7 separate regions of the Mus musculus genome follow, and regions 1, 2, 3, 4, 6 and 7 are each linked to region 5. Evidence: chromatin loops called from intact Hi-C (ENCODE). Cell type or tissue: heart. All regions are shown on one strand.

What was found. Hi-C counts contacts between places; a loop is a spot of excess contacts. Peaks named below come from ENCODE experiments on the same cell type or tissue, not always from the same donor. Only the 100,000 strongest peaks of a DNase experiment are listed, where the experiment ranks them.
Region 1: a loop joins it to region 5, with 2.1 times the contacts of the local background. A loop is called at or near these places in 4 of 42 quality-filtered maps.
Region 2: it touches region 5 in a loop (5-fold over the local background); 11 of 42 quality-filtered maps call a loop at or near these places.
Region 3: it touches region 5 in a loop (4-fold over the local background); 19 of 42 quality-filtered maps call a loop at or near these places.
Region 4: a loop joins it to region 5, with 3 times the contacts of the local background. A loop is called at or near these places in 7 of 42 quality-filtered maps.
Region 6: a loop joins it to region 5, with 2.1 times the contacts of the local background. A loop is called at or near these places in 4 of 42 quality-filtered maps.
Region 7: a loop joins it to region 5, with 4 times the contacts of the local background. A loop is called at or near these places in 13 of 42 quality-filtered maps.

The regions. Positions count from the first base shown.
Region 1 is chr13:21,853,654-21,857,653 of GRCm38, reverse strand. n-TIaat11 (a tRNA gene) reads left to right here and starts at 2,261; the gene lies at 2,261-2,334. n-TTagt4 (a tRNA gene) reads right to left here and starts at 1,633; the gene lies at 1,560-1,633. In heart, no CTCF peak of the experiment used is centred here; a DNase peak (open chromatin) is centred at 2,303; H3K4me3 peaks cover 1,459 bases; H3K27ac peaks cover 308 bases.
Region 2 is chr13:21,157,037-21,161,036 of GRCm38, reverse strand. n-TEctc11 (a tRNA gene) reads left to right here and starts at 181; the gene lies at 181-252. In heart, a CTCF peak has its summit at 2,028 (motif pointing right); DNase peaks (open chromatin) are centred at 226, 636 and 2,036; H3K4me3 peaks cover 2,883 bases; H3K27ac peaks cover 1,564 bases.
Region 3 is chr13:23,516,509-23,520,508 of GRCm38, reverse strand. It overlaps n-TGgcc6 (a tRNA gene), which reads right to left and starts at 3,306; the gene lies at 3,236-3,306. n-TMcat6 (a tRNA gene) reads right to left here and starts at 2,817; the gene lies at 2,746-2,817. It overlaps n-TStga1 (a tRNA gene), which reads right to left and starts at 2,363; the gene lies at 2,282-2,363. n-TQttg4 (a tRNA gene) reads right to left here and starts at 1,459; the gene lies at 1,388-1,459. It also overlaps n-TQttg5. In heart, no CTCF peak of the experiment used is centred here; DNase peaks (open chromatin) are centred at 1,408, 2,308, 2,808, 3,268 and 1 weaker place; H3K4me3 peaks cover 3,770 bases.
Region 4 is chr13:21,708,051-21,712,050 of GRCm38, reverse strand. n-TGgcc7 (a tRNA gene) reads right to left here and starts at 1,471; the gene lies at 1,401-1,471. It overlaps n-TMcat7 (a tRNA gene), which reads right to left and starts at 1,057; the gene lies at 986-1,057. In heart, a CTCF peak has its summit at 1,963 (motif pointing left); DNase peaks (open chromatin) are centred at 1,030 and 1,920; H3K4me3 peaks cover 2,181 bases; H3K27ac peaks cover 1,169 bases.
Region 5 is chr13:21,943,728-21,947,727 of GRCm38, reverse strand. Zfp184 (zinc finger protein 184 (Kruppel-like)) reads right to left here and starts at 2,634. Exons shown (of 6, transcript NM_183014.1): 1 at 2,529-2,634; 2 at 1,929-2,172; 3 at 658-725. The coding sequence starts at 1,935. In heart, a CTCF peak has its summit at 2,426; a DNase peak (open chromatin) is centred at 2,647; H3K4me3 peaks cover 2,118 bases; H3K27ac peaks cover 1,503 bases.
Region 6 is chr13:23,451,583-23,455,582 of GRCm38, reverse strand. It overlaps n-TLcag10 (a tRNA gene), which reads left to right and starts at 2,069; the gene lies at 2,069-2,151. In heart, no CTCF peak of the experiment used is centred here; a DNase peak (open chromatin) is centred at 1,852; H3K4me3 peaks cover 1,573 bases; H3K27ac peaks cover 750 bases.
Region 7 is chr13:21,168,086-21,172,085 of GRCm38, reverse strand. It overlaps Gm32298 (a long non-coding RNA gene), which reads right to left. Exons shown (of 3, transcript XR_382107.1): 2 at 3,019-3,083; 3 at 1,312-1,522. It overlaps n-TKctt28 (a tRNA gene), which reads left to right and starts at 3,939; the gene lies at 3,939-4,000. n-TMcat15 (a tRNA gene) reads left to right here and starts at 2,327; the gene lies at 2,327-2,399. It overlaps n-TLaag7 (a tRNA gene), which reads right to left and starts at 2,050; the gene lies at 1,969-2,050. It also overlaps n-TLaag5. In heart, a CTCF peak has its summit at 334; a DNase peak (open chromatin) is centred at 2,195; H3K4me3 peaks cover 4,000 bases; H3K27ac peaks cover 637 bases.

The DNA.
Region 1 (4,000 bases), 90 kb after region 5:
TCTCTACCACTGTACTTCTTTTTAAATTTCTGTGTGGACTTCAAAACTCACCAGTTAAGTGAGTGTCCAATATTGACAATTAATCCTGGGCAGAATAAAGAAAGAAACAGACAGCTGGTGCAAGGCAGCTCTGGGCCTTCAGTGTCCTGTACTGGGGAGGCAGATGCCTCCGAGTATCAGGAGTTCAGGGCAGTCTCAGCTACTTAATAAATCTGAAACCAGCCTGGGTTACAAGAAAAAACACTTCTCAAAACAACAGACAAAAGAATCCCTGGAAGGCAGACCTTTCTGTTTGTAAATGATGCTTTGTCCTTCAGTACGGAGGGGCTGGATGAGAGTAAACAATACAGTAGGTCTGGAGTTGATCCTGGACCACAGACAGATGTTTGATCGAACAAAATCTGAGATCAGTCCTGGGCTACAGAAGCTAGCCTCAGCTATAGTGCAAGACAATGTCTCAGAAAGAAAAGAGAAGAGAAGATAGGAGGGGAGGGGAGGGGAGAAAACAGGCAGTGAGCCATTTGTTGATCCTTTGGCACAGATACATCTGTGAATGTCTGAACTGTGATAAATTATATATATTTGTCATATTTTTCTTTTACATGTTCAGTGCTTTCTGAGCTACATATCATTCTGTAATATTCATTTTCATTGTAAGGGTAATTGTTATTATCTTATTTACTTTAATTTTGTAGTAATGGCAATCTAACGCAGGGCCAGGTACGCCCTCTGTCATTGAAGCAGGTCCTCAGCCTAAGTGGTCCTTTACACGGTCAGTCTTCCAGCACACACTGCATAAGCTTGAATGCTCCAGGGTGGGGAGAAAGCTTCATAAAATCCAATTCTCTGTAGAATTCGGTGAGCCTTATTGAAGAAGGGAGATTGGATTTTTATAGAGTCTAGCATAATCAGAAAATACATCTTAGAACCTCAGAAGTAGGAAAAGGAATTGAAAATAAAACATGAATGTCTGAATGTTTTGGAGTTTGATGCTTTTTGCAGTTATTCTGTGCAAAATCTACAAGAAAAGACTCAAAGACATCAAGTTTTAAGATGACTTTTTTTTTTTCAATTACCTGTAGTCAGTTTGTTAGTTTTGTTACTTACAGCCTTTTAAAAATTAGTACCTCAAAAATAAAATAAAACATTAGTACCTCGCTATACATCAGAGTCATTTAGTCAATGCCTCATCCCAAACTCAAGCATTGCAAGTGTGCACTATCATTACTGATAAGTTTAAAGTTCATAAATTATTATCACTTCTTCTCGGTGTGTAGTACAAAGGAGCACACCTCAGCTAGTCTAGACTCTGCATCTCTAATCTCATGATCGCAAAACCAAAGCTCTGTAGTGTCTCAGGAATTATTGGAAAGTTTTTCTCTAATTATATCATTTTTCCATGTACATATTCCAACACAAGGCTGTTCGGTTTCTCAGCAAAGTTTAATAGGCGGGATGTGTTCCAACTCATAAGATGTGAAGGAAAACGCTCCAGTTCAATTAGTGTGAATATCAAGTGAGACTAATAAGAACAAGGCAAAAAAAAAGAAAAGAAGAAAAGGCCCCGCTGGGATTTGAACCCAGGATCTCCTGTTTACTAGACAGGCGCTTTAACCAGCTAAGCCACGGAGCCAGAACTGGAGAAGGGTGTAGTTATATGTTATTTGAATACGATAAAACACGTTTGTAAGGGTCAGCAATTCTGGAAATTAGCTTAGATATTAAAAAGATCAGAAATACTAATCACAACCAAAGAACTTTCTCTTAAAATGGCTGCATATCGTAGCTGGATTGAAGGAGCGACCTTCCGTTGGCAAAGGCCTTTTGCGGAAGCCAGAGGAAAGAATCTTGTCTCATCCATCGCAGCGTCAAAGCCGCACCTGCGGCTGTGTAGTTCCAAGTGAGAGCCGCATCTTTGGAAGTCTCAAGCGGAGCAAAGAAAGCCCTTTCTTAGGCGCGGTTCATCTGGTTTAAGGAAAAACAAAACAAAAACTCAAAAAAAATTTGAATGATACAGCACTTCTTGAGGCTGAATCCCAAACAAGATAAGTCAGTGCGATTACTTACTTCAAAAATTAAAGGTCAAAGAAGAGAGAAAGAATGGAAGGGAGGGAGGGAGGGAGGGGGGGAGGGAGGGAGGGAGGAGGGAGGAAGCAAAGAAGAGAAAAAGCAAGCAAATAAGCAAGCCAGCCAGCCAGCTAGCCAGCCAGCCTGTCTGAGATCTTTTATAAGAAGTAAGGAAAGCCAACGCTGGCGACCTGGCCGGTTAGCTCAGTTGGTTAGAGCGTGGTGCTAATAACGCCAAGGTCGCGGGTTCGATCCCCGTACGGGCCAGTAAACTGCTTAGATTTTACAACTGGAAATGTAGGACTCTGTCCTCTACAGTTCTATTCTCTCTATAAACACAGTTCATCCCACCAAACCTTATTAAGATACCGGAACTTGAATGAAGTGAAGTTGTTCACTCACCACTTTTGTCAAATATCATTATAAAGCCTTTCAGATCACTTTGTCTGTCTTTCTCTAGCTGGAATTTCCACATCACTCATTGCCTATTTGTACTCATTACTGGCACCTGGCTTTTCTTCACTTCCACTAGACCTGGACATGGTATGTTTGTTCCGTTATTGTTCTAGAATGCTCTCCTATCTGATAGCTCCAAACCTTGAGCATCACCAGTAAGCATCATCCCTTTTCCTTATTTTTGCTTTCATCTTCATATCAGCGAGAGTAATAATTTATTCCTTGAGAATTGAAGCTCTGGGCAATTCTCATGTTTTAACTGTTAGATCTTAAGTGCTGGCATATAATAGATAGAGTCCATATGTTTTTTGCTGTATGAAGGACAATAGGCACATATGCAGGCAAAACACCCATAAAAATAAAAATAAAATAAAATAAAATAAAAAAGGTTGAAATCCTCAGTATATTTTATCCCTGTAGGAAGTAAAAACATTCAGCGAAGAAATGTAAATACATCTACGAAGTAATGCATGGTTGCATTGGAATCATATCTAAAACCAAGCTGCCAGTCATGGTCATTTGTATTCACACAGCAGGGAAACAGTTTGACAGTGGGCTGGGTAAGTTTGCAACCTTGTACTGGTTAGTTTTTGTCAACTTGACACTAACTGTAATCACTTTATAAAAAGGAACCTCGGTTAAGGAATTGCCTCCATTAGATTGGTCTGTAGGTGCAGCAGATTGATTTATGATTAATGTAGGAGGGCCATGCTCACTGTGGGCAATGCCTTCTTGGACAGGTGGCTCTAGGCTGTATAAGAAAGCTGGCGGAGTACAAAGAATTGAAGCAAGCCAGAAAGCAGCATGCCTCTATGGTCTTTGCTCTAGGTCCTGGCAGGTTCCTATTTTGAATTCCGGAGCCATCTTTCCTCAAGTATGATCTATATATAATCTGTAAGGTGAGAACAAGCCCTTTTCTCCTTCAAGTTGTTTTTGTTCATGGTGTTTTATCACAGCAACAAAAGCAAACTTGAGTCTCAGGGTTAAATTTCCCTAGGATGGAGGATTAGCAGATAAACCTGTGTATTAGTCAGGGGTTTCTAGAGTCACAGAATGTTAGGAATTGGTCCTAATGCTTTGTCTTCCAAAGAGCCGAGCTTCCAGACCTGAGGGTACCTGCCCCCAGCTGGCTTTGATTGGTAATAAAGAATTGCTGTACAGCCATTGACTGGGCAGGGAGGAGGGCAAGAGACAGGGGCAGAGGGAGGGAAGAGGAATCACCATGACTGGGAGGAAGAAGGATCAGATTTAAGAGCTTCAGGAGAGAAAGCATCCATCAATGCAGGTGGAAAGGGAATGTGGCCCTGTGTGTGTGTAATCCCCAGAAGGTAACAGGGCAGCAGAGATGAACTATAGAGTTTAGAAGGTGTAATGTCAGGAATACTGGAGGGAAATGTATGCTAGCAGTGGAGAGGATTAGAATTGTTCAGCCATTGAGCTAGTCAAGGCATATCAAATTAGCTGGAATTTGTGTATC
Region 2 (4,000 bases), 790 kb after region 5:
TTCTGGGTCAATTCCTACATATAAGCAGGGGAGCACCAACTCTATCGTACTCTTTCACGTCTTCTGAATTTGATTTGCTGGAATTTGTGGTTGGTTAACTGAATGAATCCATCATTAACACATCAGATAGTTGTTTGGCCAATTAAAGTCTTAGCTCTTGCAAGAGGACAACTGGCAGTTTCCCTGGTGGTCTAGTGGTTAGGATTCGGCGCTCTCACCGCCGCGGCCCGGGTTCGATTCCCGGTCAGGGAAGTGCAGTTTTTGTTTTTCCAAACCTCACTCAAACTTTTGGGTCGGAACATTGTACAGTAAAATTACCGGTTTCATAAGTGAGCTTCAGCTTTGTATCCAATTTACTTATGCTAGTCCAATTGCAAATTACCAGCTTATGTAATTTCATTATTTTCAAAATTTTACTAATTATTTGATCCTGTGAAGACCGAGCCTTTTATTTTCCGAATGCTCAAATGCTCTTGCTAAAGGAGTTAGGTTCTGTTGCCAGAATCCACTGGATATTTCTAACAGCTGGTTACTCCATTTCCAGGGGATCTAGCGCTTTCCTCTTTCCTCATGGTCACCAGACACCCCCGCAGCACACTGCCATACACGCAGGCAGAACAGTCATATATTAAAATATAAACAAATAAATCGTATTGAATTTATTTTTAGTGTTTATGGCTGAGTGTATACATGCACGACGTGCCCGCAGAGTTAGAGGCGGTCCTGAGCTGCCTTGTAGGGGTGAGCCGGGACCCTCTAAAATAGCAACAAGTGTTTTTCATTGTTGGGCCATTGACCCACCCCTTTCCCGTTATTTTCCTTCCTCCTCCCCATCTCTCTCCGAACTTGTAGATTTAAAAACTCATGCTATAAGGGTGACTCGGAGAGGGGGGAAATTCGCAGACCATTTTCTTGAGAAGCTGGCTAGGTTTGCACAGGGTGTTGTAAAGATAAATTGTAAAGGAGACAAGTGGGACCTCGCGGTGCTTCCCACCGGCTGGAAGTTTCCTGGTGACTGGAGCAGGAGTCCCTTAAATGTGTTGATTGGTAAAAAGCTGAAGGGCTCAAAATTTCTAGGGTCCTCTGGCACAAGAGAACTGTTTAAAATGCTTTAAATAGTTTTTTCTAAAGAGAGGGAACATTGAATTCTCAGTGCGTCGTATTTAACTAGGATTCTAAGACATTTTAAGTCAAAGAATGAGAATTAATTGCAAGCATCAGAGAACCTGACGGAGAAGGTCGCCCCATTATGACATAAATCCCTAAAGGAGAGATCCATCCTTGACTCTGAGGCTATACCGCGGAGCCCTGACCATTTAAAGGGATCAGATTGCTCCCCTCAAGTGACAGCGGTGATAATGTCTGCATATCCCTTGCAGAAGGAGAACAGAGAACGGCGAGAGCGCGGGTCTGAGCCGTTCTGGCAGTTGTGCACACGCCAAACCCTCCTTTCACACATATAGTGCATACTACAGAATATATTTCCAAAGTTCCTCCTTGCCCTTTGATGGTAGACGTGGAGTCATCGAACCGGTTTTCCGGTTTTCCACTGTGGCTACCTAGGTTAAATGTCCTCTCTCTGCCCTTCACAAATCCTCTCTGACCTGTGAGACAGGCTGTTAATTGTAGTTTGTTGTCTGGACACTCGGAGTTAGAACTTAGTTATAAACGTCCAGTAGCATACTCGTAACTGCATTCTGTAATCATTTGCCATTTCTGTTCAATTCGAGGTACCTGAGGCTATCCTGACTGGCTAGGGTTAGGAGAAAGGGGTTCCGGGCGGTAGCATTGCTTCTTCCAAAGTGACCAGGCAAAAATAAATACGTAGTCACCGCGCTAATGGATCCTTGATGCTCACTTACTCTCTGAAATTCTTTATTCGTTTTTCTACTTGAGTTCTACTTCACAGACCTTCAACAAGCAAAAAACAAACAACCAAAAAGCAAACACTAGAGAGAAAAATCAGTTCCTGGACTGATGTTCCTAAGAGACAAGGAGCTGCTGATACAGCAGTAAAGCAAATACCACCAGAAGGCGGCGCTCTTGCTCCAGGTCGGGCCCCGAAGGCTAACGTTGACGTCTAGTGACTTGCTGTTAGAAGCATACATTGTGGAGAGATCACTGTGGATAGGAACAAAACACCGAGAGAAGAGAGTTGGATAGTCAGGTAGAGAGCTCAGAGTCACTCGACATGCGAAAACACATGGATTCAGATTAATGGACAGGGCAAAAGTAGTTGGTAATTGCTTTGGTTTTCCTGGGAATCCTTTTTTTCTTAGTCGTTATCCTAATTTTCCTGGGAAACAATACCTTCTAAGTGCTGAGAAGGGTGCAGGGTGTATGATGCTACTTAGCCAGTCCACTCCTATAGAAGGCCACTTGAAGACAAAGCAGAGATACCAGTGGAAGCTGAACTTGAAGGAACTTGCTGACTTTTTTTTTTCCTGTTAGAAATGGACCTTTTCGCTTGACTGAGAGACTTAGACTCTTTTAACTGAGTCGAATCTTTCTGGTTCAGGAGTAAAAATTCACTGGACACGCTCTTGACCCCCTAAGGAACGCGGGGGTTGCGGGGGGCGGGCAGAACTTTACTAATACAGTTAGGTCATAACAGCAACTGTACTTTTACAGCATTGGAATCCTGGCATTTCAAAGTGAGCTGTCTTTGGCTTTTTCCCTGGTGGGAATTCCGCTGTATGACCTCTCGGTGAATAGATGGGACTTGAACTCTGCAGTGAGGTGGGCTGTGGAGGGATGCAGGGCTTTTATTTTGCAGATCACGGACCTACAGATCAGTGGGGTGTCTGCGTGCCTCCCTCCCCTTTCCTGGGTGACTAAGGAACAGAGGTCATTGGTGTCTCCAGCATTTGTCAAATAGGGATAGGGGGAGCGACGACACCCAGAGGTCCTTCAAGGAAATACTCCTGTGTGGTAGTGTCCAAGCCATCTAATTCGTTGGATTTAGGATTGTATCTGGGAAAAAAAAAATCCTACCTCTGCCAAGGTTTTTCCACATTGTCAGTGCGCCCTCAGCTCCTAAGATTCCACTCCCTGTTACACAACTCTAAAATGCTTTTATGGTAACATTTCCTGCCTTAATTGCTTTTCTATCGCTGAGGCAAGACACTATGAGTAAAGTATCTTATAAAAGAAAGCATTTAATTTGGGGGTCATAGTTCCAGAGGGCTAGAATCCGTGGTTCTAATGGCAGCAAGCATAGAGCTAGAGCAGTAGCTGAGAGCTAATATCTCCAGCCACAGCACAAGGGGTGGGGGGAGGAGAGGAAGGAGGGAGGAGGGAGAGGAGAGAGAGCCCATCTCCAGTGACACCCTCCTCCAAGAAGCCCCATCTCCTAACCCTTCCCAAACAGGTCCACCAACCGGGGATGAAGTATTCACTCACATATGAGCTTATGGGGGTCTTTCTCCTCTAAACTACCACTCTTCCCAATCATAAATTTGTGGGTGAAATAGTTCATTTCAGCAGTAATTGATGGGAACTATTTAGGAATCAACTTCTCATCTAGTACATAATCCATATTACTATTATAATATATGATATATTAGAATATGATTATTATTAATTTTTTTCTAGTGTCTTTACTCTGAGAACTAGAAGTACTAGAGTACTCCTAGAATGTCAGTCAAAGCCTACCCAGAGAGGACTTTTTAATTGTGGACTATGAATTCATGTTTGCAAACCCTTAGAGAACTCTGCTAAACTGTAGATTCTGTATGACAGTACCCTTCTGTGTGCTTCCTTTTGTAGTCAGTTCCTAAAGTGCTAACTTTGGAACTGGGAGAAGGATGTCGAGGCCAGGAGGGGGTGGGTGACTTTCAGAAGGAGCCGAATTCCAAAGCATGGGAATAAACTGCTGCAAACAGAGGGCCACCCTGAAACCACAGGGACATGGGATCCAGATTGCTCAGGGCTGAGTGCTATATGGGCTGTCAGGCACCACAGGTGCTCTTCGTGGTCACCTTTCTGATTTCTACCAGGC
Region 3 (4,000 bases), 1.6 Mb before region 5:
AAAGTGGGTGATGTTGCCAGGGCTTCCTTTACTCAAGGAGGTAGGATTTGAGAAGAGAGAGTGTAAGTCTAAAGGTGTGTGTATCTATGCATGCTGGGTATATTCCTAGTTTGGGCAAAAATGAAAAGCCAAGACACCAAACAGAGACAGATCTGAGGCTTGAAATCCAAGTGCTAGATGTGGTATATCCTGAGTGCCTTCAGCTAGGTAAGTACTGAAAGTCCCGCTTGCACTTTCAATAGACAGCTAATCTTCTAAATAATGTCAACACGTGAGTGTAGGGGCTTGGGGGATGTCCCAAACAAGAGGAACCCTAAGATAAGCACACTGCACCACTGCACCCCAAACCTTTCCAAGACAGAGTCCATGCTAACAATTTCACTTTGAGTAACTTTGAAGAAAAGGAAGGAAAAACTGAAATTTTAAAAAGGGAAGCACTTGTAACTAGGTGAAGGTGAGCTAACGGGTGATTAAGGAGATGAGGTGTGGATGGATGCAGAGGAAGGAGAAGCAGAACATGGACAGAACACATTTTAAAGTGTAGCATAAAATCCACTATACCATATTACTCTTAAACAGTCACTGAATATCTCCTAATAACTAATGTTAGCTTATTGCTAACATTTCTTTTTGCATTCGAAAATATATTTTGAAGAGATTCCAGAGAAAAGATTGCTGCGGAAAAATATGGACACTCTAACAGCTAACTCTCTAACCACCCGTATACTTACTTAGCAGAGACCAGAATTGAGAAGGAGGATCCAGCCACTGGAAGAAATGTAAGCAAGATGATCCAGTAACTGGTAGAACGGCAAAAGGAAAGAAGGTCCCACCGAGATTTGAACTCGGATCGCTGGATTCAAAGTCCAGAGTGCTAACCATTACACCATGGGGCCGAGTACGACGCAATATTGTCCATAACAAAATACTTGAAGTATATTTACATACATTTTGATCTCAGCATGTGGATTAGATTTTAATTCTTGACAAGTTTACTTCAGAAAGAAAGTACAAAAAATATCTCACGTGTTCTGTCTTGTTAGAACCAAATTCATGTATAAAATCTACTGACGTTCAAACAATAATCAGTGATCCTTTACAAAGGAATTCGGCTCCAGCATAAACAAAACGAATCCCTAATCCTCGCGTCTGCACAAAACTTGGCCAGTTTAGAATCTGCAGTTTCCAACAAAAGTGGTTCCTGGTAAAACTTTAGAAAAGAAAGGTAAATACAGACGTAAAACATCTGATTTTACAGCTTGGAAGGGTTTAGATGAGCTGAGAAAATGTTCAGATGCCATGTAACTTCCTAAGGTTGCTATCTAACTTCTGAACTTGCTATAGATGCACAGATAAATTCTGAGGGAGGTGCGCCAAAAATGTCATGAGGTCCCACCGAGATTTGAACTCGGATCGCTGGATTCAAAGTCCAGAGTGCTAACCATTACACCATGGGGCCTATGCTAACGAATGCCCTTGGTAGATATTAGACCAAGAGTCAGAAGACTGATGTATATTTCTGCAATCTGGATTTGTAAAGTTGCTGTATTACTACAAAATATTTGAAGTATAGCTAGCTGCTCCTTGCAAAATGAGAACTTTGTGTTTGCCAAACCAGAGTTATCAACATTTGCTACACCGGAATTTAGAGAAAAAAGTGTCAACACCTAGAAATCTCTTGGTATATATGGACATGTGGCAAACACAAGAAAAAAGGAGCTAAGTATAAAATTCGAAGAATTTACTAGTACTTTAGGATACAAAATAAATTGCTTTACCTATTTAACCTATTTGTCCTTATCCGCATGTCACAATGAATCGATTGATCACATAATGCTAATTATATATTTTATTTTGTTACTTTTACTCTACGACAGCAATCTCTGTACGCGTTAGAAACTCTGGGTATTTTAAATAGCAATAGTATTTTTTTTTTAATTAAACTTAGCCAAAAAACAGTTTTAAATTTTGTCTGCTATTTTGACTCAGAAATTCGTCTTCCGAAACAATCTACAGGCAGGGCAAACGAAATTTTGTTTGAAGTATTTATTTCAAAACATCAAATACACTCTGGAGTAGACACGCATGTACAGGCGAGGTTTTGGAGTTCAGACAAGAAACAAACTTCAATGTCATACCGGCATGATCTTACATCTTGCTAGATTCAACAGAAGAAAATGGAATTGAAATAAAATGCAGTTCTTAACCAAAGAAAACGGAGTGTTTCAATGTTTACGCTGACGGTAGGGACAAGTTTCTACATGTCAAGAAAATACATTCACGTAGTCGGCAGGATTCGAACCTGCGCGGGGAAACCCCAATGGATTTCAAGTCCATCGCCTTAACCACTCGGCCACGACTACAAGAGCGCGTGCAGTGACAGGATATATTCCCATGAGAAGTAATTCCCTAAATATTTTTCAAACAATATTTCTGTAATGTAATTACAGATCTAGACTACTTACCGTCGTACTAAAAACAATGCGATTGGAGACTGGAAACAGGAATTATAGCCCAACAGCTGGCTGATATGAACATCCTCTGGACAGATGTGATCTGTCCAGACACTTCATGACGAAGTGATCGCAAATGTAGGAACCTGGATGACAGTCTCAGGACCTTTACTGAATACATAAGTAGTTATTACAAAATTTAACCTTGTGGTTCTTATACGAAAAGTTCGGTACTCTAAATGCTGATATTCCTAATTGAAACTTTTCCTTGAAACCTGTCCAAAAGACAAGTTAGCAGAGGATGGTTTCGATCCATCGACCTCTGGGTTATGGGCCCAGCACGCTTCCGCTGCGCCACTCTGCTGACGCGCAGCTTATAGTGTTTTGGAAATCTTTACTAAAGACAAAGCTGTTCAGTTCCTACCTATTCTGCATTATATAAAAAGTAACTTGAAACCTTTACAAGAATGTGAAAGCTAACGACGAATTCACCGACTTAGAATTTTTCCTGCTGAAAATCGGTCAAGCTGAAGCTGGAGCTCGGGAGCACAGCAAGAATTGTTTCGGGTTACAGGGCAAAAGGCACACTTAATGTCAGAACTTTTAATACCAATCTTGCAGAAGCTTTGAACTTGCCAAACCCCTTGTTTTGAATCCAATTTTTTTTTCGGTTTCACCTTTTGTTTGTTTGTGATTGGGTTTTTGTTTTGTTTTAACTTTTGTTTGTTTTGTTTTGTTTCATTTTGGTAGTTTCATAAAAGAATTACTTAAAAGTGAGAGAGTGCATTGGCCGGGAATCGAACCCGGGCCTCCCGCGTGGCAGGCGAGAATTCTACCACTGAACCACCAATGCTCCTTGTTACACTGGCGTTTTTCTTTCTTACATAGGTATCCTTGTATCTGGTTAGTTTGTAAGGGGAAAAAAGCCAATACCCAGAAAATGACAACGCAACCATTTTTAAAAGATGATTAGAAAATAGAGATTATCTCAAACAAAAATAGAGTTTTTATTTCACTGAAAGAAATGAAATGAAAGCCAGCAATATGGTCCCTCTCGTCTATCCTATTCGTTCTTCAGAACAGAGAAGTATGGTGTCTTCCAAGGTGTTTTTGGTAGCTATGATTGGCTGCTCTGGAGTAGGGAACAAAAGAAAGAAAAAACAAGAAACCGAAACAGCAGAAAACGTTTCAGTTTCCTGGACCAAATTTCTCTAAGTCCTAAATTTGGTATACAGATCTGAAGAGCATGAGAAATATCTTAAATCTTGATCGAGTTACCTAACTTTGTTCTTAATTACTTATTTCTAACAATTGGAATAAAGAGCTGGCTTACAAAAGAAAGTTTAAATGGTGCTCATTTTTTTAAAAAACTTAAAAATAAAAATTTTTAAAGAAAAAAAAAGTAAAAATTAAAACTTTTAGAAACAACCTAGGTGTGGTGGCTTACATCTGCTATTCCAGCACGGAAACTACAAAGGCAGACAGATCTCTGTCACTGTCATCCCAGACCCACCCCAGACTAAAAAGCCCGCCTCACAACCCCATCC
Region 4 (4,000 bases), 240 kb after region 5:
TGAGCAACTGGAATTATATAAAAGCAAAACTTTAAAATTTTAACTGTTACTGTTGTGTTATAATCTCTGAACTTTGCTCTGTAAAATACTTTATCAGAAGTGTCAGTAGGTTCATTTGATTATGCACCACATCTCTGCCTGCAGGACTTAGCAGGGGGCTGGTACTTTCAAGGCCTGATATTGGGAGATAAATGCACCCAGGCTTGAGCCAGGAAACTTGGCTTGGAGCATTACCAAAGATGATTAACAGAAGAGGTAAGAGTTGTCAGAACAAACTTCGAAAGACTTGAATGTGGACAAAGAAAATCTCAGCGTGCCCTCTGGGAATAATGTAACAATAGTAATGGGGATCGTTTGCTGTCTTTGATGTATCGGGATATCTCAGCTCGATAGAGATTGACTATAACGGATAAGATGTCAGTTTTTTTTCCAGATATTGACTGTGGAAAGGAAGTAGGGCTGGCGTGTGGCCTTTCCTTCTCAAGACCTCACCAGGGACGACACTCAATTCTCCACCAAGCGACTATTGTTCCACACAGACTTTATACTCCTGTATAGAAAAAATTCTCAAGTTGGGAAATCTCCAGAGCTCTAAAGAAATCAAGGAATAAAACACACCATACTGAGCTGGTGGTGATACGCGCCAAGGAGGAAAACGGAGCAGGTGGAAAAGGCTACTCCATGTAACTTTCACAGACACTCTTAAACCGAGCTGGCTATAAGTAGTCTCTTTGAACGGGACATTCGTAGTATGCAGTTTAGAGGCGCACAGACATGCTACTTCTGCACCTGGGTTTACCACCTCCGAGTCTGTTTACCATCCCTCAGCTAATTGAAAGCGCGCTTCGAGATGTTTTCATCTTCATCTCGAAGAAATATTGTGCGCAGCATGCTTTAATTAGTTATTACTTTCGGTTTCTGCAAGCAAATAGAAAGTGAATAAAACTTTGGTTTTGTGTGACGAGGAAAAAAAAAAGCTGCACCTTAGCAGAGGATGGTTTCGATCCATCGACCTCTGGGTTATGGGCCCAGCACGCTTCCGCTGCGCCACTCTGCTAGAGCTGCCTAGGTGTTCTTTGAAATCACACTTGTATAGTTCGATGTGAACACTGTCTTCTGACAGCTTTTTCCAATGTGTAGTGATTAGCTGATTTAATTGGTGATTTACATATAGCAAAATGAGCTCCGAAGGATTTTATTTTAAATAGATAAATGAAATTCAATGTTTCTTTAAGAAAATAGTTTGTCACTAACCTACTAGTCCCTTTCATTTGAAAGAACGATTTTATTTAAAATATGATTACTATGTACGAGTAATTGAAATTTAAGTAGGAAAAACGAATGATTCTAAGACAGATTGTATTTCGAATACATGATTTAGAAAAAAGGAAAACGAGACCTGCATTGGCCGGGAATCGAACCCGGGCCTCCCGCGTGGCAGGCGAGAATTCTACCACTGAACCACCAATGCTCCGGTAGTTTGTACTTTAATCGTACAAGTAATTATACTACCCATACGAGAAAATTCCATTTCAAAATATCACCTTTTTTAAAATAGTTATTAATATCATCTTACACTTTTAATGTTAACTATTAATAATGTTTCTTCCTTATTTACGGCAACACTGGGCGTCCCAAGCACTTGCAAGCCACCAGCTAGTAGACCGTAAGTCTCCATTCGGAGGTGGAAAGATTGACAGACTTGGGTGGTACCGGGGATCAAGGGTATTGAGACCCGGGGAGGGCACTACGGATTATGTGAATATCACCTCAGTGGAGGCGTTTCTCAGAAATCGCTTAGGAATCTGGGTGGACCCTGAAGGAACGTGAGCAGGACAATGAAGAAAAGTTAAGGGAATGAGAAGAGAGTCCAACGGAAAGGTGCAAAAGAGCAGACGAAAGGGAAGAGAGGAACCCCAATGCGCGCGCTGGTATGTCGGATCAGTGCTGCTCCCTACTGGTCGGAAGTCGGAAGACCGGAGGGGCGGATGCTAGAAATGAGGATTCGGCCTTAGGAGGTCAAGGTTGCATTTTCAGAAGTAACTCTGTAATGTTCTTTAGGAAAATCGAGTCTAGCAATGCCAATAAAGGATAACTTTTCCCCAAAGGCACAGTCATGACTTCCATAAAAACATAAAAATGAACTCGGGTTAAATGATTTTGTATAATAAATTCAAGATGTGACTGCTGTAACCTAATCAACAGAAAATCTAAAAAATAAAATGTCGAAATAAAATTGTGAGAAAAGCCATACCTGGTATTTCTTTTGAGCATACTAAATCTGGTTTTGCCCGGGGCCTCCTTTCAGGCCTTCCCAGGTGAGAATATAAATATGCAGCCCTACAGAAACTTCTGGAAAAGTAGAAAGGGTGTCGAAATGCTTTCCAAAAACCTTTAGGATTCCACATATATGTTGGGACAGAAGCTGACGGAGAAGCTCAGTGGTGAGTAAGGAGGAATAGAGAGAAGAGGGAAGAGAAAGAAAATTAAAAACAAAAACAAATAAAAACACACAATCAAAATAACCCCAACAAACTAACCTCTTAGCTATGTAAGCTCAAAATCCTAAATTAAGTAATGCACCCGGAGATAAACATACCCAGGCTTGACCCAGGAAACTTGGCTTGGAGCGTTACCAAAGATGATTAACAGAAGAGGTAAGAGTTGTCAGAACAAACTTCGAAAGACTTGGATGTGGACAAAGAAAATCTCAGCGTGCCCTCTGGGAATAATGTAACAATAGTAATGGAGATCGTTTGCTGTCTTTGATGTATCGGGATATCTCAGCATAGAGGAGAAAGAGCATTCAGCATTGAATCAAAATGCAAAACCTGTTCAGCAAAAGGCTCTGTTAAGACATTTAAAAACAAGCCACAGAGAGGCAGAAAATATGCACAGCATACCTGATGAAGGGTTTCTTATTTATATGTTGTTAATCAATCAAAACCCACAGACACTGAGGAAGGAGAGACTCTGGAAACATTGCTGGGAAGAGAGACCATGGCGTTACGATATCTTTGCCCAGAAGGTTTCTTAGGGTTTCCAGATGTTTAAGATGTCCAAAAAGGTCTCTCCACATTTAGGAAAAACTTTAATGCAAAATCGCTATTGCAAAGAACAAAAAGGACTCCTGCAAAAGAGGAAAGAGTTTTCTGCCATACAGTACTGCGATCATAAGATCTGTGCAGAAGGAATTTCCCTCATGTAAAAAGGAGTTAGAGGCTCAGGTAAAGAAACCCCCAAGTGGAGGCCTCAGAAGCAACATTTCTGTCTCCTCATTGCCCCACCAGAGGATTTAGGACGCACATGTTACTTTTCTTTTTGGCAGATTTACACTATTTGGTGGTGGTGGTGGTGGTGGTGGTGGTGGTGTGTGCATGCGTACCATGGCCTGCATGTGGCATGGCCTGCACCATAGGACATCATAGGACAACCGTTGGAAGCTGATTCTTGCCTTCTCCCCTGGGATCTTAGGACTGAACTCAGATGATCAAGGATGTACTCATCTCTTGAGTGCCATCTCTCCAGCCATGTGCCCCTCTTGTTCAACAAAGCTAGATTCTCATTATTTGTCTTACATGTGATGAGCTAAATTGCTTATCCTCGTCATCGGTCAGGACAAAGTGCTCACTAACTAACCTTCAGTCCCTTTAAGCATGAGCCAGGCAACAAGATGAGCTACCCTGAGTGAAGCACTGTATGATATGATTGTGCTACCCTTTAATCTAAAGTCCTCACAGCTGGCTCTTTCTGATGTAATCCCATCGAAGGAGGTGATTCCTCTTCCGTCGATCCTAAGGCACGGAGATAACACCGCTATCAAGGAAAGAGGTTACTAAGCAAAAACCATAACAAATAGATTTGATCTAATTTCGACATGTTGTGGGAACTTAGAGGTAGACCATTTAAAGACCCAGGGAGAACCCTCTCTTTAGGATTATATTTACTGAAGTATAGGCAGCAATGGACAGTAAAAATGTGCTTGCACAAACAGAAATAG
Region 5 (4,000 bases):
TTTTCCTACAGGTGACCTACAGAATAAAGCCTTCACACGTCTCATTAAGTATTTGAGTTCTTTCATAGTCTTACCTCATTCAATTTTATTTTATTTTTTAACGTTTTCAAAGTAAGCCATCTCCTCCAAATCTTTCTGATTCTGTGACTATTACCAGTGCTCATCTGCACACCTACACTCTGCTCCTCACACGTCTTACTCAAATATTCAAATCTCACTTGTCCTCGAGAGAATATAATTCTACGTCCTTCATGTAACTCTCTGTCCTCTGCAAACCATACATCTCTCTCCATTCCCTAAGTTCTGCAGCACTCACTTCACCTTTGTACTCCTCCTGCTTTGACTTTTATTGGCCAATTTACTGTCAAATAAAGACTTATGCTGTGCTGCTGCTGCTGCCTCTCCTCCTCCTCCTCCTCCTCCTCCCTCCTCCCTCTCCCTCCTCCCCCTCCCCAGCAGTGTTACAAGGCACTGGGTAAGAGGTAAGTGGTGAATGACTGCTGAAGCTGTTGAGGCCGAGCAGGACCCAGGTGAGATCACAGGACAGATGAGAGCCCAGAGAAAGCTCACCAACAATGATTTGGGAGTCCACATACTTGACAATAAAAACACATTATTCTGAGAAGGGACATGGCACTTGGGAAAATCTCAACTTACCCGAAAACTAGATGGTAGGAGTAGGGGACGTCCCTCGTGGAGACTGGCAGAGTCTGCAAAGGACAGACCTAAAAAGGAAGAGGCCAGGCTAAATATGACCAGATCTGCTGCTGCCAGCAATCCAGAAAAATGTTTTACTTTTCTTCCTGGAAATAACAACTATGTCTCCCCTTCCTTTATATGTCAGAATCCCCCAACCCCCTAAAAGGTTCAACTGAGGCCTCTGTACCATCCTGAGAAGGCTCAGCAGAAACAAACAAACAAACAAACAAACACACAAACAACAAAAACCAAACTCTGCCTTAATATTCATCTTTGTCTCTTGACACTTCACATGGTTCATACAGAGAAATGTGAAGTCCTCATTGATGAAGCAAGGCACTCTTGCTGAGTCCTCTCTGCTTCACATAAAGCATGAGTAAACAGTAGGGTATAATAGTGCATGCCTTTAATCCCAGCACTAAGGACGCAAAACCTTGTGGGTCCCAGTGAGTTTATTCAGTGACACTCTCCCATACCTAACGAAAGTAAAGACATGCAAGCACACACTTATACACATAAAACAAAATCTTTTTAAAAAAATTAACAAAAATGTGATAAGGGAAAGATAGTAATAGATCATACTCTTAGGTATTTTTAAAAGGACATTTAAAGAACTGTTTAGTTTTAGGCATTGCAATGTAAGAAATATGCTAACTAGGAAAAGACTACTCAAAGAAGTCTAGCGATCTTATATGGACCTATCATAGGAAATGAGACTTAGGCTGCTTGACAGGGAACTTAGGAGTTCTAACAGCTGAATTCACAGGTAACGGCATCATTGTAAAATTACTGACAGTATCTGGTGCTTTTAAGATCTACACACAGGTTACAGGACTAGGCACTGTTAGTAAAAGGAACTAAAAAACAAGGAAACATTTGCACCCAAATGGTGAGTTTAAGTCCACACACACACTTGCACCAGAACAAGCTTGAAAAAATTGCTTTCTGCAAGATATTTCAAAACTAATCTTTGCAATAAGTTAAAACACCTTTTTTTTTCTGACTAAAGTTTTCTATTCGGAAATGTAATAAAAGAGAAATGTCAAGAGGATCAGATATTCTGAACTGTTGTTCCTTTTCAAATTCTGATGTCCAGAACTCAGAATTAATTCTTTCAAGCCTCTTTCGATGATGTAATTAGGTTTCTTTACCCCTGGCCACATTACTTCTTCCTCCCACCTCTCAGTTCGCCATACACCAGTCCTCTCTGCCCTGGCCATTGCCATTACCTGCCATCCCAGGAGCTCTACGTCTTCCGCTAGAACTTGGACACGTGGATACCTGGGCAGCTTCAGTTTGGGACTTGGATGTCCCGCTCTCCTTCCAGAGTAGGTGTCTTATGCTCTACGAGACTGGCCTACCAGGCACAGGATACACTCTGCAGCACGCGTCTTACAGTCGCACCTCAGACTCGTACAGAGTAGCCAAGAGGTCCTGTCCAAGATCGGACGTGCACAGGGGAAGTTTGGATTGCTACAAGAAACAAAAAGTGAATAGGGAGCGAACAGCTCTGCCTCGCTGCAGTAGAGACTCTGGGCGCCCACCTAGTCTTGGCCACCCGCCCTCCACAGGGTCTGCGATCTCCCACTTTCCCAGGCGGCCAGACACACCTGTTGCGGGGCACACCAGAAAGGCGGGCTGCTCCGCATTTTGCTGGCCCGGCCCAGAACAAAGGAACAAAGCCTTGGGGAACCCGCGGTCCCCGGCAACGCCGAGGGGAGGCGCGCCCCCTTCCCTGACTCCCCGGCTTCCTCCCGCGCATGCCGCACTACGCGAGCCCGCAAGGTGACGTCACACACCCAAGGCGCTGGTGGTTGCCATGGTGATACCTGGACTCCAGTCTTGTGACGCACTCCAAGGATCCTGGATCCAGATGACCTGGGATGGTCATCAAAACTCAGGCTGTGAGTTTACGCCGTGGGACGAGCCAAACGCCCACCCCTTTCCACGCCCACAGTCGGCTTAGCGGTCACTTCCGGTCGCGTAGACCCTTTCCCTTGGTTTCCCCCTCCCCGCAACACACAGGAGCGCCTCACCGGGGAACACAAAGGACCACAATTCCCAGAATGCAACGCGCAGTGTTTCTGAATTACTTTTCCCAGGTTTCCACAAATGCTGCAGTCCCTCCTGGTGGCTCGGGAGGTTGAACCTGCCTACCGTTTGTGTCCAGTGATTTGGATTGTGAGCAGAGGTGGCCATATATAGCGTTTGTAACCAATATTCACACACCCTCAGGGTTTTGGGCGGAGATGTTGGGGGCAGTACCATGCCCCTCAGGCTGGTCTCGAACTTGCTATATACATGTGGCTGGCCTTGAAATCCTGATCCACCTTCTCCACCTCCTAAGGATCTGACCTCCCCTCACAGAGAATTTCAAAATGCAAGCGTACATTTCATCGTTCAACCCTACTTTTATTACCTGGTTGGTCTGCATTCTCATTTATATGGTATTTGTCGTTTTGAAAATATTTTTTCGTTTTCATGTCTTCGAAAAACGACTCTCATTTTTTTTTTAAATACTAAAGAAGCCGGGAGAAGGTGATGGTACAGTATTTTACATACTGCACGTTTCCTTGCCTAGCACTTAAAGCATATCCATTAGTGCTCTAGACGAACACAGAAGATTGCAACAAATAGGTTTTTATGTTTCAAAGATGTGGCCCACTCATCTAAGGGCTTCTGTTCCTCCCCAGTTATTTGACAGAAGGGCTAAAGTGGCTCCCCTCCTTAGCTGAGAGCACCAGACCTGGAAATGATAATGCTACACATGAAAACTTTAAGGAAAGGGGATGATATTTAGAGAAATGGTTGCAACAAGACATTCGATAAAAAAGAGAATGCAAACAGCAATCATGTTTAGTTTTTTTTTTTTAATTGATTTTATGTGTCTGTTTGTGGGCATATGTGAAGGGACATGCTTTGGTGTCCAGAAAAGGATGTAGGAGCCCTTGGAACTAGAATTTATAGAAGACTGCATGCTTAGGACCAGACTTCTAACACTAGCTTTTCTGTTTGCTGGCTAGGAGCACCTCACAGGTTTTGGTTCTGGGAATGGGGCTCTGTTGAAATAAATGCCTGGACACATGAAAGTGACTTTGAAATTTGATTATGAGTAGAAGCTAGAAGAATTACTGAGTTATAGCATTTAAACTAAATTATTCTTAAAAGATGGATGCTGGGGATGGTGAGATAGCTCAGCGGGTAAGAGCACTAACAGCTTTTCAGGAGGTCCTGAGTTCAAATCCCAGCAACCACATGGTGGCTCACAACCATCTGTAGTAACATATGAGGCCCTTTTCTG
Region 6 (4,000 bases), 1.5 Mb before region 5:
TCCAGTTCTAACCTCTGCATGTCACACCCTTAGTGATGAGGAGGGTTATTCTCCAACAAGAATATTTCATTTTTACAGTAATGGCAGCCTTTAAAAAGAACCAAAGATGGGTGTGAGGGTACACACCTGTAATTCTGGTACATGGGAGGTAGAGGCAGGAAGATCAGAGTCCAACATCATTCTCAGCTACTGCTGTAGTTTAAATCCAGCTTATGTTGTATGAGACCTTGCTTCAAAACAAAACTAAAGCATAATTTGGACCGTTCCACACAGTCTTGAACATTGTTATGAATGTTGTTGCTACACCCTCATCCTGAAAGAAAGATTCCGGCTTTCACTAAAGCTTAACCCTAAAACCATGCTCTCAAATCTGGATGCATATGGAGCTTCTGTGGGTAATGAGGGCCCTTTAAAACCCCAGACAGGTTCCAGGACAGCCAGGGTGACATGAAGAGAGTTCCTGTCAATAATAATAATAACAATAATAATAACTTAAAAATTCTGTCATCAGTTAACACTCCCAGACATTCTGATTTAATTGATCAGGGAAGAATTGCTCTCCTAGAGGATTATCAAAAGCATTAACTATGAATTTTTCTTACATTTTGCTAATGGGGGGCATTTCTCTAAAAATTATAAAAATACTATATTTTATTTAACCCAAACTGTACTCAGGCCACAGTGCCTCCCAGTCGTGTGGCCGGCCTGTTAGACACGCAGTGTGGGGCATTATCCCTTAAACTCGTTTAAAATTGATAATATATATTTATGGTGTACAAAATATTCTGATGTATATTGTGGAAAAGCTAAATGAAGTTACAAACCACACCTGTTACCTCACATACTTTTGTTTTGTGGTGAGAACCTTTAACATTTCTCAGCAATTGTCAAGTATGTTACACATTGTTAGTATCTATAAGCTTGTTTTAAACAGCAAAACTTCAAATTTAGTTTTGAAGAAACTAAGAAAGAAGAAAGAAGAAAGAAGAAAGAAGAAAGAAGAAGAAGAAAGAAAGAAGAAAGAAGAAAGAAGGAAGAAGGAAGAAGGAAGAAGGAAGAAGGAAGAAGGAAGAAGGAAGAAAGAAAGAAGAAAGAAGAAAGAAGAAAGAAGAAAGAAAGAAGAAAGAAGAAAGAAGAAAGAAGAAAGAAGAAAGAAGAAAGAAGAAAGAAGAAAGAAGAAAGAAGAAAGAAGAAAAAGAAGAAGAAGAAGAAGAAGAAGAAGAAGAAGAAGAAGAAGAAGAAGAAGAAGAAGAAGAAGAAGAAGAAGAAAAAGAGCAGTTTCTAGACTAGACTCGGTGACACAAGCCTGTGAATCCAGTGCTTCGGAAGCTGAGGCCGGCTTGGGCAACATAATGAAATTCTTAAATCTCAAAAACTAAAACCGAGGGTAATGCTACAGTCGGGTAGAATAGTTTCTAAAGTCCACAAAGCCAGAGCGATTTGTCTGCGGTTCCTCAGCTAAGTGAAACCAAAGCTCCAGTTTCTTTGACTTCCAGTAAGATTCCAGGGCGGCTGAGACTGTCAACAACAACAACAACAACAACAACAACAACAACAACAACAACAGTACATTTAAAATTTTTGTCAATGAGTTACACTTGATTTGCATTTGGAAAATCCTTTGTTGTCTAGGATTGCTATAATGTGAGTTGGGCGGGTTTAGGAGAAAAACAGTTTCTGGTTTTCAGTTTTGTTTTGGTTCCTGAGAAAAAGCTTTGCCTTTGGCCAGTGGGTGTGCTTGTGCTTGCGGGGATGTTGCCTACCCTAGGGCCCTGGATGAGCAAAGTGACAGGCGGGTGAGCACTAGGGAGCTTTCGCTGCGGACCGGGAGCAGACCCGGCTGCCGTCCCGACTGCGCTTCCCGCCTCCCAGAGGGCGGAGGGGTCTGAGCTTTATTAGTCGCCTCCGCCGCCGGGGGAAGTTCCCTTAGATGCAGAGAATGTAGTCTGTGTGTGAAGAATTCTCAAATCCTGAATAAAAGCAAAGACAAAACTAAACCGGAAGTTAGAAGGCGGAGAGTACAATTTTAAGGTAGAAGTAAGAGCAGGAACAGACGTTTATCCTGTAAGTCAGGATGGCCGAGCGGTCTAAGGCGCTGCGTTCAGGTCGCAGTCTCCCCTGGAGGCGTGGGTTCGAATCCCACTCCTGACAACTGCCATCTTTTAAAACCAAATTGCTTCACAGTCTACTAAAACTTTTTCTTTTTTCTTTTCATTTTTCAGTAAACATTTTTTTTCTTTCTTATTCTATCTGTACAGTGGAAGCATTGTGTACTTACAAGATCGCTTCAAAAGTAGAGATTTTAATATTTTCTTTGTTTCTGCTTGTCTGTCCACATAAAAATTTAGATAAATGTTAATTATTTAATTCGTGGCTCATTATCATCACTGATATCTGCACAGATACAAATACACAGAGAGGTTTATCATGAAGACATAGCTCACAATTATAGAGGCTGAGAACTATCATGACATTCTGTTTGTGAGCTGGAAAACAAGGAAGGCAAGTAGCATGGTTTGGTCCAGTTATGAAGAGCTGAAAATCTAGAGAGCAGATGCCAATAAAGTTGGTCAGATCATGAAGCTACTAACCCCCAACCCACCACACCATCCCCACACTCAGGCCAAGTCTGGATAAAGCCCATCACATTAGGGATGGCAATCTACTTAGTTCAGTTATGTGAGTTCTAGAAATCTGGAGAACCCATGACTGTTCAACTTGACGTTTTAAATGAACAATTACACTGTTGATGGTCAGGCACAGGCTTGTCTCTAGAGATACAAGAGAGCAGGACAGGTTCAGCCCCAACTCGAGGAGTGAACAAACTACTACAAAGCCATGACATGGGTATGGTGCTGTACACCTGTAAGCTTACCAGAGGTGAAGCGGGGAGATCAGAAGTTCGTGGTCATCCTTAGCTAGGCCAAGCATCACTCAAGCAAGCTAGCTGCTAATAAATGCTACAGCCAGACAAAGCCAAGCAAATATTGAAAAGAAACTCTAAGAAAATAATTTAATTTGGGACCTTTAGAAATAAAGACAGCTGTAGTTAGCTTTCTGTTGCTTTGATAAAATGCTAACCAAGACCAACTTGATACGGAAAGGGTTTATTTCAGTTTACAGATTACAATTCACCATCAAGGGAAATCAGGACCTGAACCTGAAGGCAGAAACTGAAGCAGAGGCCATGGATGAAGGATGCTTACTATCTCGTTCACCAAAACATCTACCCAGGGTGGCACTGCCTATAATGTGATGGGCATTCCCATAACAATCACTAATCAATCATGCCCACAATCCAGTCTGATGGAGGCAATTCTTTAGTTGAGGTTCCTAGTTTGTCTCAAACCTGCAAAAACTCACCAACGCAAAGTCTAAAATGTAAAACAAGACACACAGGCACAGGTCAGGGTGGTTTTGGTAAATCTGAGGAAAAATGACGTGTTGGTAGTTTTATTATGACAAAGAAATGCATATACATTGTTACAAAAGTTCATTGGCACTTCTATTGTTCGAACTAAAGTTCCCTCAAAAAAGTCACGTATTTGTGTTTAAGATGATCATTAGTCCTCTATGGTTTGAGCAGTTGGCATGTTAAAGGTCAAGTACCAACATGATCTTGGGCTATCTTTAGTCACCTTAATAGCCATTTATCAACCAGTTTCTGTACTGCTGGAATTAAAGGCTTGTGCCATCCCTTTAATCCCAGCATTCCTGAGGCAGAGGTAGGTGATCTCTGAGTTGAAGGCCAGCCTGGTCTTCAGAGTGAGTTCCAGGACAGCCAGGGCTACACAGAGAAACCCTGTCTCAAAAAACAAAACAAAACAAAACAAACAAACAAACAAACAAAAAACAGCAACAACAAAAAACCATTCATATCCACTTTCAAAATGGAATCTGTTATACAGAGAAACCTGAGTTCATGCTCCAAGGCCATGGCCACTTATAATCTGCTTGTACTCCTTTTGGAGCAAGAACTTTGCTTATATCAAGTGCTTGA
Region 7 (4,000 bases), 780 kb after region 5:
AATTGTGACGTATCAGTACAAAAAAGTTATTAAACTTCGTTCTTATCCCCTACTTCTTTACTCTCTCTCCCTTCTCTGTTCCCCCCTCCCCACCCCACCCCCGTTTCCAATCTACTTTCACAGCGCATCTAAAGTCACGTCCTCGTGCTCTTTGCAAGCGCATGTTTGGTTTACAAATGGAAGGGAAACAAGACTTTAAATGAAATGTCTATCCTCCTAATTGATCTAGTAGTATTTTTATCGGAGCAACTCAGTTCTTCACTAGAAAAATTTCGTCTTCAGTGCTGGACCACAGAAATGGCCACGTGGTCTGTACAGCGCCTCCTGTCCTGTTCTTCTGCATCTCAGAGCCTGGCAGCACTCAGAGCAGTTCCTGCGATTTGTGCATTTTTTCCCACCACTACAAAAGGCAAACTGGATGTTAGTTAGTCTTGCAGTCCAACCATTAGAAATTGAATTTCTCTATCTCTGTATGTATGTATGTATGTATGTATGTATGTATGTATGTATGTATGTATGTATTATGTATGTATATACATATGTATGTATATGTGTGTGCATGTGTATATATATGTACACACACACACACACACACACACACACACACACACACACGGTATCTACAGACTTGTCATGTGCAACTACTGCATGTCAGAAAGTATCCTGTCAGCTGCAATCAGGAGCTGCAGCTTGTAAATGCTTTTGCCTCAGCACAAGGCAGCCGGTGCGACGGCGGAACCTTCCTCCCTGCTCTACAGTCCCACCATCCGGCCTTGGCGGCTCCGCTGAAGTTCACTCGGGGCGTGCAGCGTGAACGTGGAAAGCAAGACAGGTGGTCTTGAGAAAGAAGCAAAGGTTCACTGTGTCAGGACCGTGGACCAGTTTTAGACTTTGCGGGTGTGATTGTGCACGTCTCTTTTTTCCTTCACTGCACGCCACAGGCTCAACTCTGTGAGTCTAAAGGACTCTATTCCTCCTTCTCTTCCCTGCCTCTTTCTTTTCCTCTCTCCTGACACCCCCACCTTCTTCTCCTCTTCCTAAAGTGTAGACACCCTCTTTCTTTTCCTTTTCCAGCGTGCAATTAAAATCACCGAGTTGCAAGCCTTCATGAGAAGATAATTTCTGAGTTGAGGCCTACCACTGAGAAGGAGGTTCGAGGGCTCCAGGAAATTCTAAGGGGCAACACTAAATCAAGGAGTCCCTAGCTGGTGGGCAAGAGGCAGCACCGAGGCAAGACATTTATGCCATTGTTAATTAATTTACTTTTATTGAAAACATTTCATACAATATATTTTGATCATTTTTGTTTTCCTTTGCAAGGTATTTCTTAGACACACACAGCTCAGATGAGCGCGATTCGGCTTCAAAATGAAATGAGAAGACTGTAGTGATGATGAAGACGTGGTTTTCCGTCTCCTGGTTGGGAAAGAATCCACTTCTTCCGTGGCCTAGGCTGATCTGTCTCTAGTTGCAAGTCGACGCCAGGAAAGCGAAAGATCCACATTCATCCTTCATTCGTTGACTAAGGCCACAAGAAAGAACTTTAGAGTCGTCAGGCCCTAGCCTATATATAGTAGGTGCGGAATAATGTCTCTTAACTTGAATGAATTAAAGAAAACTGTTAACTGTTGCTGGAGCCTTTTGTGTGGTGGACATGCAGAGATTAGGGGAGTGAGTACCACACAAATTACGGGTTTATTAACTGTTGAAGCAATCAGTTAGGAGAGAAGAATCCTAGCTGATGTAAGGGACCGACTGAAAACTGTCCTGTTCAATAGAGAGCACAAAAGTAACCTGTTGGCAGTGGTGGGATTCGAACCCACGCCCCCGAAGAGACTGGAGCCTTAATCCAGCGCCTTAGACCGCTCGGCCACACTACCGTTGATGTAGAGTTTTGAACCATGGCAAAAAACCTCCACTTAGTCGCAATAAAACATTAAAAGAAAAAAAAAAAAAAAAAAAACCGGTTGGCAGCGGTGGGATTCGAACCCACGCCCCCGAAGAGACTGGAGCCTTAATCCAGCGCCTTAGACCGCTCGGCCACGCTACCCCCGTCGAGGGCTGCTTACGTCTCGTCTTTCTGGAGGATCCATAACAGTCCAGACTCCTTTGCACGCGGCTCTCTGCAGCGAGCTTTCATTGTGCACTCTATGCGCTAATGCAGAAGCGCAGGCTCTGTTCTGGCGTTGTATCATGAGGCTTCGCAGCAAAAGCTCTTTTAGGTGCTATCATATCATCACTAAGAAACTACAACTATGAAACGTTAAAAAAAAACCAGCGCTAGTAACAGCAGGAATACGTGATTACGGAAACTCTGACAACGGGTGCCTCCTTAGCGCAGTAGGCAGCGCGTCAGTCTCATAATCTGAAGGTCCTGAGTTCGAACCTCAGAGGGGGCAACCTCAGCTTTTATTTTTTTTTTAATACATTAAACCTTTAATTTTAATTCCTACGAAGAGAATTGAGTTCGTGTGTACGGAGACCCAAAAACTACTAATGAAATGGAACGGGTAGTTTTATTTGTGTAATATAATGGTCTGTTAGAAAGTTATAAAATAGCGATTTTTCTTTTCTTTTTTTTTTTAAAGAATTAAACACGTGACCAGTGTGTTGGACTACACCTATAATATTCCAGCATTCGGGAGGCAGAGGCAGGTGGATCTCTACAAGACGATTTCCGAAGCCCAGACTTTACAATTAAACTTACTAATTTTTCACCATCCATACTATTGGAGCCAGGAGAATTTTCAGGTGCCTTTCAAATGCACTTGGCATTGGTTATTACATAAATACCAAGGCCAGGAAACTCCCTGCCCAGGGTGTAAAAGAAAGGGAAGCCAGAGAGCGAGTATGAAAGGTGTAAGATATGTGTAATTGCCGGTTTGGTCCTTTAAACCATTCTTCTGGTATTGCTTATTATCGGATCATTTCATCCAACTCCTCACGATACTCCATGTCAAAAACGAAACAAAACTAAAATGTAAAAATAAACCACAAACCTTTCTTGACCATTCTCACCAGGCTGGGCTTTCGGTGCTGACAGAATTTCTAAGTCATCCAAACAGCAAGATTCAGGAAAAAGTCTAAAAGAGAAAAAAGTAAGTCGAGGGAGACAAATATTCTGGGTTAAGATGGTATTTTATACACAGCTCTCAGAATCTCTGTGAAGCCAGAAGACTTCAGCAGGTGTTTGTTGGTTTTCCCTTCGCTCATTATGTGCCGGGCACCGTCTAAAGCTGCATTCCTTGTCCATCGGTCCTCTCTCAGTTCCGGATCTGCCGTCCAATTCTCTGTCCTATGGGAGGACCTGGTGTCTACAAATAACACCTCGAAACTCCATCGCCACAGTCTTTCCTGTTAACGTCCGTCAGTAAGACGAGCCAGAGAGAGAATGGCAGGCAGGAGAAAGGAGATCAACTTCGTGTCTGAAGTTTTTTGCTTTTTGTTTTGATTTTAGTTTTTCGTCTGTCAAACTGTCTTTACCTACACTCTATTTGTGTTCCCAAGACCATCTCATTATAGAAGCTATTAACGGCTGAAGCAGCATCCTCATTACCCCCATGACCTGGCCAGTGCTGCCTCCTTAAAGCTATGGTGCCCTTCCTCAGAGACCCTGACCTCTTCACCTGTAGTCCCCAAGCCCAGCAAGGCAGCTATTTTCTGCAACTAATTTCCTGCAACTACTTTCGCTTCATTAACTTAATTAAGAATTACTGTTTCCTAACTCGGTCCTTGCTGTTAAATAAGGGGTGAGGATTTAACACTGAACACCGGAAGAGAAAAATGCTCTGTTGAAGTCTGCATTTCAGAGACAAATAACAGACAATAAAACTCTAAGTTAGTTGGCCAACTATAAAATGAAAAATAAGCAGGAAAAAAAAAAAAATTTGCTTTTCTTGTATCTTTCTTTATTCAATAAAGAACAGCAACCCCTCAGAGCCCGGATAGCTCAGTCGGTAGAGCATCAGACTTTTAATCTGAGGGTCCAGGGTTCAAGTCC